2 separate regions of the Homo sapiens genome follow, and region 2 is linked to region 1. A link is an interaction called in ENCODE POLR2A ChIA-PET data of the cell type or tissue named here. Cell type or tissue: HepG2. All regions are shown on one strand.

Evidence for each region. ChIA-PET counts read pairs that join two places held together with the same protein. Peaks named below come from ENCODE experiments on the same cell type or tissue, not always from the same donor. Only the 100,000 strongest peaks of a DNase experiment are listed, where the experiment ranks them.
Region 2: POLR2A ChIA-PET joins it to region 1 with 13 read pairs; 12 of 35 experiments call an interaction of 5 or more read pairs at or near these places.

The regions. Positions count from the first base shown.
Region 1 is chr1:1,123,532-1,126,031 of GRCh38, reverse strand. LOC124903819 (a long non-coding RNA gene) reads left to right here. Exons shown (of 2, transcript XR_007065349.1): 2 at 1-2,500. Among named protein-coding and RNA genes, the nearest start is that of C1orf159, 8.7 kb to the right of the region's middle. RefSeq lists an enhancer at 2,257-2,500. In HepG2, no CTCF peak of the experiment used is centred here; DNase peaks (open chromatin) are centred at 591 and 1,131; H3K4me3 peaks cover 586 bases.
Region 2 is chr1:1,272,939-1,275,438 of GRCh38, reverse strand. UBE2J2 (ubiquitin conjugating enzyme E2 J2) reads left to right here and starts at 1,585. Exons shown (of 7, transcript NM_058167.3): 1 at 1,585-1,773. It overlaps LINC01786 (long intergenic non-protein coding RNA 1786), which reads right to left and starts at 1,437. Exons shown (of 3, transcript NR_185846.1): 1 at 958-1,437; 2 at 140-636. RefSeq lists enhancers at 101-739, 1,930-2,437, 2,438-2,500 and silencers at 951-1,000, 1,161-1,740. In HepG2, no CTCF peak of the experiment used is centred here; a DNase peak (open chromatin) is centred at 1,538; H3K4me3 peaks cover 1,891 bases.

The sequences.
Region 1 (2,500 bases):
CTGGAGTCTGTCTATGGAGTCTGCTTGTTTGAAGGCTGCTGTGACTTTCTTATATTTATCAGCAAATTTTGGGGATTTTTTTCCAGCGGGCGAATGGCCCAGGGCTGGAAGCAGGGTCCGTGCTCCCCCGAGCTGCTCTCCTGGGCTTCTTGAGGGCTCAGCTCTCCGGAACGAGGTGGATTGAGGATGGGTCCCCTCCAAGTACACTCCACCCCAGGCCCAGCACGAAGGGTACAGAGGGCGAAAGTCTGGATGGGATACCCCAGCCTGGGAATCTGTGCTTGCCTGGGACTCTCAGCAGGAGGTTGGAAGAGGACGGAGGACCCAGGACTCTTTCTGCACAGGGCCTGGGCCATCCACTCTTTGCCCTGGGGTAACTTGAGGGCCTGTGGAGGAAACATCTTTCCTGGAATCCTGGCCTGAGAGGATGCTAAGGGTTAACCCCTGAGGCTGACCCCAAGGGCGTCCATTCCTGCATAAAAGGCCCAGCTCAGCCAGCCCCATCGGCCACCTCTGTCAGGGGAAGAGTGTAGCTCAGGTGAGGTGTCGGGCGGGCCCCTGCTGGCCTCAGAGTCCACCCCTGCAGGCCACACCTCGGCCGCGGCAGTCCCTTTGAAGGAGAGGAAGGCCTGGAGGAGAGGCCTCGAGGCAGACACACACCCTCCCCTGTCCCCGCCACGGTCCTCCGAGCTCCTCCATGCCTGCTTCTGTGGTAGAGGCTCCTGTGGGGGCAGCTGTACTGGGCCCTGAGACCAAGCACTTCCCTGTGGGGTCAACAGGCCACCTCACTGTCTGAGTGCCACCCTGGGGCGTCTTTCTGGGCCACAGCCCCGGGAGCCGGGAGCTCCTCCAGCACCATGGCCTTCCCTATCCTCTCATCAGAACAGAGAGAGCAGGCACGGGGGCCGTCTTGTACCACGCAGACCAGGCTCCAGCAGCCGGGGCTCCCACCGCCCCTGAACCGATCTGGGGACTCACGGTCAGAGGCCCCCCTTTCCCCACATCCCTCCTGCCTCCCCCAGGCGGACAGACCCCTCGGCCTCCACAGCCGCTCAGCGGCTGCCCTGGGGAAAGCCTTCCATGGCCTTCGTCCTGGTGAGCCCTTATTTGTCAAATAAATATTTGCCCAGGGTGGGGCTTGCCACTCAGGGTCAGGCATTAAATGAGCCTAAAGTCCGCGGAGCCTGCAGCAGTGCCGTGGCCCAGGCCAGCAGCAAGTGAGGGGGAGGCTGGACCAGGGGTCTCTGCCTGACCTGGATGCATCTTCCAGCGCTGAGCTCCTGACTCACAGAGACTCTGCAAGGCCAAGGGGTTCTTGGGGTCTGGAGAACGTGGAGACCCCGGAGCTGATGCGAGGCAGCCTCTCCCTGGGTGGGGCAGTGGGTGGCGAAGGGCCCCACCCTCAGCCTGCGAAGCTCCTTCCAAAGAGAACCTGCAGTGCCTGCCCTGCCTGTGCCCACAGGGCTGCAGTTTCCAATAGAACAGAGGCTGAGGGAACCCGGGAATGTGAGGTCTCAGAGGCAGCAACCCCACGCATGTGGCAGCCCCAAGCAGTGAGCGGACTGGGTGCAGGAGGAGGCCCCAACCACGCCCAGAATTCACGTGGCTTCCTGCATGAGTTAGCTGCTGCCGTGTAACAAGTGACCCCACATGCAGTGGCTGGAACATGCACGTTTACCACGTCTGCTTCCAGAGCTCAGAAACTCAGAGCTGTGGACGTAGCAGGAAGCACAATTGCGAAGTGGACAGGGTGGTGGTTTCTCAGAGCTCAACTGCAGGGCATGTGTGTGCATAGGTGTGTGCCCAGGTGTGTGTCCAGGTGTGTGTGCAGGTGTGTGCCCAGGCGTGTGTGCATAGGTGGGTGCCCAAGTGTGTGTGCAGGTGTGTGCTCAGGTGTGTATGCAGTGGTGTGCGCAGGTGTGTGCACAGGTGTGTGTTCTCAGGTGTGTATGCAGTGGTGTGCGCAGGTGTGTGCACAGGTGTGTGGCGTGTGTGCAGGTGTGTGCGCGCAGGAGTGTGCACAGGTGTGTGCTCAGGTGTGTGTGGCATGTGCGCAGGTGTGTGCAGGAGTGTGTGCAGGTGTGTGCGCAGGTGTGTGCAGGTGTGTGCCCAGGTGTGTGCTCAAGTGTATGTAGAGTGTGCGCAGGAGTGTGTGCAGGTGTGTGCTCAGGTGTGTGCTCAAGTGTTTGCAGATACGTGCTGAGGTGTGTGCGCAGGTGTGTGCTCAGGTGTGTGCAGATGTGTGCTCAGGTGTATGTGCAGGTGTGTGTGGTGTGCACAGGTGTGTGCATGGGGGTGTGGGTGGGGTGTGCTCAGGTGTGTGTGTAGGTGTGTGCACAGGTGAGTGCAGATGTGTGCTCAGGTGTGCGCAGGTGTGTTTTCAGGTGTGTGTGCAGGTGTGCTCAGGTTTGTGCACGGGTGTGTGGCGTGTGCACAGGTGTGTGTGCACAGGTGTGTGTGCAGGTGTGTGCACTGTGTGTGCAGGAGTGTGCGCAGGTGT
Region 2 (2,500 bases), 150 kb before region 1:
TCCTGCCCTCAGAGGGCAATCTCAGGGTTGAGAAGGTTACAGCCACCATCTGCCACCAACCTAGCTGCTTGTGCCGATCCCACTGGCCAAGGCCATCGGCTCTATGGCTAGAGGCCTGGGCAGCCTGTGTCCTGCTTACCAGAAGGCCACAGATGCGGGTGGGTGGGGTGGTGGGGTCTTGGCAAGACGTGCTGGCCACACCTGTCCGGGGCACCTTCTCCCTGGGGTGTGACTCAGCCATGCTCCTGAGCAGGGGCCTCTGAGTTGAGCCTCGCTGCAGTCTTCCCAGCTGCAGGGCCCCCACAGGTGTGCTGTCATCGCACACTACTGAGGGACAGACAAGGCAGAGCGGGCCTCCATCTGCCGCGGGCCACAGCCGTGAGTGTGCATGCGAGTGGATGTGCTGGTGCCTGTATCTGCGGCCGGTGTGGCTTCCCTCACATAACTTTCCATGCTGTGAAAACAGTTTGGCCTGCCCTGCATGGGAACGGCAGAGGCCTGAGAGGAGGCAGAGGAAGGAGGCTGGATGCTGAGATGTTCTCCGAAGGTGGAGCCGGTGACGGCAGTAATGGAGGCAGGCTGGATTCCCACGGGCTGAGGCTGCGTGGACACTCCTCCTGGCTTCTGCCCCACGGCCTGCAGCAACGTCTCAGACCCACCAAGGTGTCCCAGAGGGCCAGAGTCAGGGCTGAGCATGGACACAGCCTGCCCTCTGCCCGTAGCCACAGCGGGACTGACCCTCAATATTCAGCCACCTTGCTGACCTGTGGTTGTTCCTGAGAGGCAGTCAGGGTTGGGGCAAAGGAGAGGGCCACAGGCAGCCAGGTGGCGAGGTCCACCTCCTGATCCCCCACCAGGGGACCACCCTCAGCTCCCCGCTGTCCTCAGCGGCCTCTCAGGGAGGCGGTGGGCTGCGCGCCTGCCCCCAGCGTCCCACCCCAGCGCCCCGCCACCTACCGCTCTCTCCCAATGTGTCTGGGGTCAGAGAGAGGTGGAGAGGACGCAGCGCCCCGCGCTTTCTGCAGTCTGTCCAAGGGGAGGTCAGGGGCATCCCGGGGCTGGGCAGGCACCTGCAGGGGAGGGTGCTGCGGCGCGGACGTGGGTTGCAAAGAGATGCCACGCGTGTCACTCTCGGGTCCCTGAACGAGAGAGCTCTGAGCTCCCTGGAGCCCAACCCTCCACTGAGCCTCCAGGGGCCCGGGACGCTCCATGCCCGGGCCGCGCCGCGCCTCCCCTAAGGGCCGGGTGGGGCGTGGGAGCGGAGGACAAGGCGGGAGCCGGGAGGCGGGAGGGTCGGGGTTCTTTCTCCACCGGGGTCGCCCTCAGCCGGGCCTGCCGCCCTGGGCCGTGGCACATGGGGAGGGAAGCGCGCGGCTTCGGGGTCTGGGGCTCTCGCGCCCACTAACGGTGCCCGGAGCCGCCCGCCAGTGCGCAAGCGCCGCCCCGCCCCCCGCCCCATCCCCCACCCCGGGGTCGACGGCGACAGAGAGTCGTGGGCGCGGTCCGCCAGTCTGCCTAGAGCGGCCAGCCCTCCCCCTCCCTCCTCACCGCCCCGGACCGCGCACCGGAAGCAGAAGCTAGGCTGGTTCCGCCCCGCGAGCGGCCATCTTGGAGGCTGAGGCGGCGGCGGCGGCGCTGCGGCGGGTTCGGTGGGCCCAATCCCGGGGCGGTGCGGCTGTTTCGGGCGCGGGCCCCGCTTTTCCGCACCCTGCTCCGGCCTCGACTACGGCGAGCCTGAGCGCGGCGGCGGCCCACGCGCAGCGACAGGGAGAGGTGAGCGCGCTCGCAGGCCTGCGCCGGGTCCTCGGGCCCGCTCGTCCCCCCTGCCGGAGCCGGCCACAGCGGCGGCCCGGGGCTGCTGGGGACCCTGCGCGACGCTTCTCCGTTCGCGCCCGCCGCCCGCGGGGCCCCGGCCCGAGCCTGCCTGCGCGGAACCCGAGGTCGGTTACGGCGGGCTCCCGGAGCTCCGGGTCAGGGTCATGTCGGGGACTTGACCACTCGGCCGGGTTTCCCGTCAGCTGGGACACTTGCAGCTGCCCCAGGACGGGCAGCCTCGATCCTGGTTCGTCAGTGGATCACGGGAGTCTGTGTCGGGGGAGGGCTGCCGTCGAGCCCGCCGTCGCCTCGCCCCTGAACTGTTAGACTCCAGACTGCCCCGTAAACCCCGAGAGAAACGAGCGTGCCCGGGACTGTGCTTAGGGCCAGCGTTTCTGGGAAACCCGGGCGGTGACAGTGGGAGACCACCGCCGGCCGGCGAGTGAGACACGAGCCCGGAACAAGTCTCTAAGCGGCGCCGGGCCTCGCCATCCACACCTGCCAGTTCCCTGCATCCTTTCAGCCCCTGGCCAGGTGTCACCTCCTGGCGTCCTTTTCAGTGCCTGCCACTTAGTGCGTGTGTATTTAACTCTAGTCCGGTTGCCATCCTCTTGCCAGACCCAGATAGGAAGCGGCTGAAAGGTCGGGCCTCAGCCCGGTGGGAGGTGGGCAGCGAAGAGTGTAC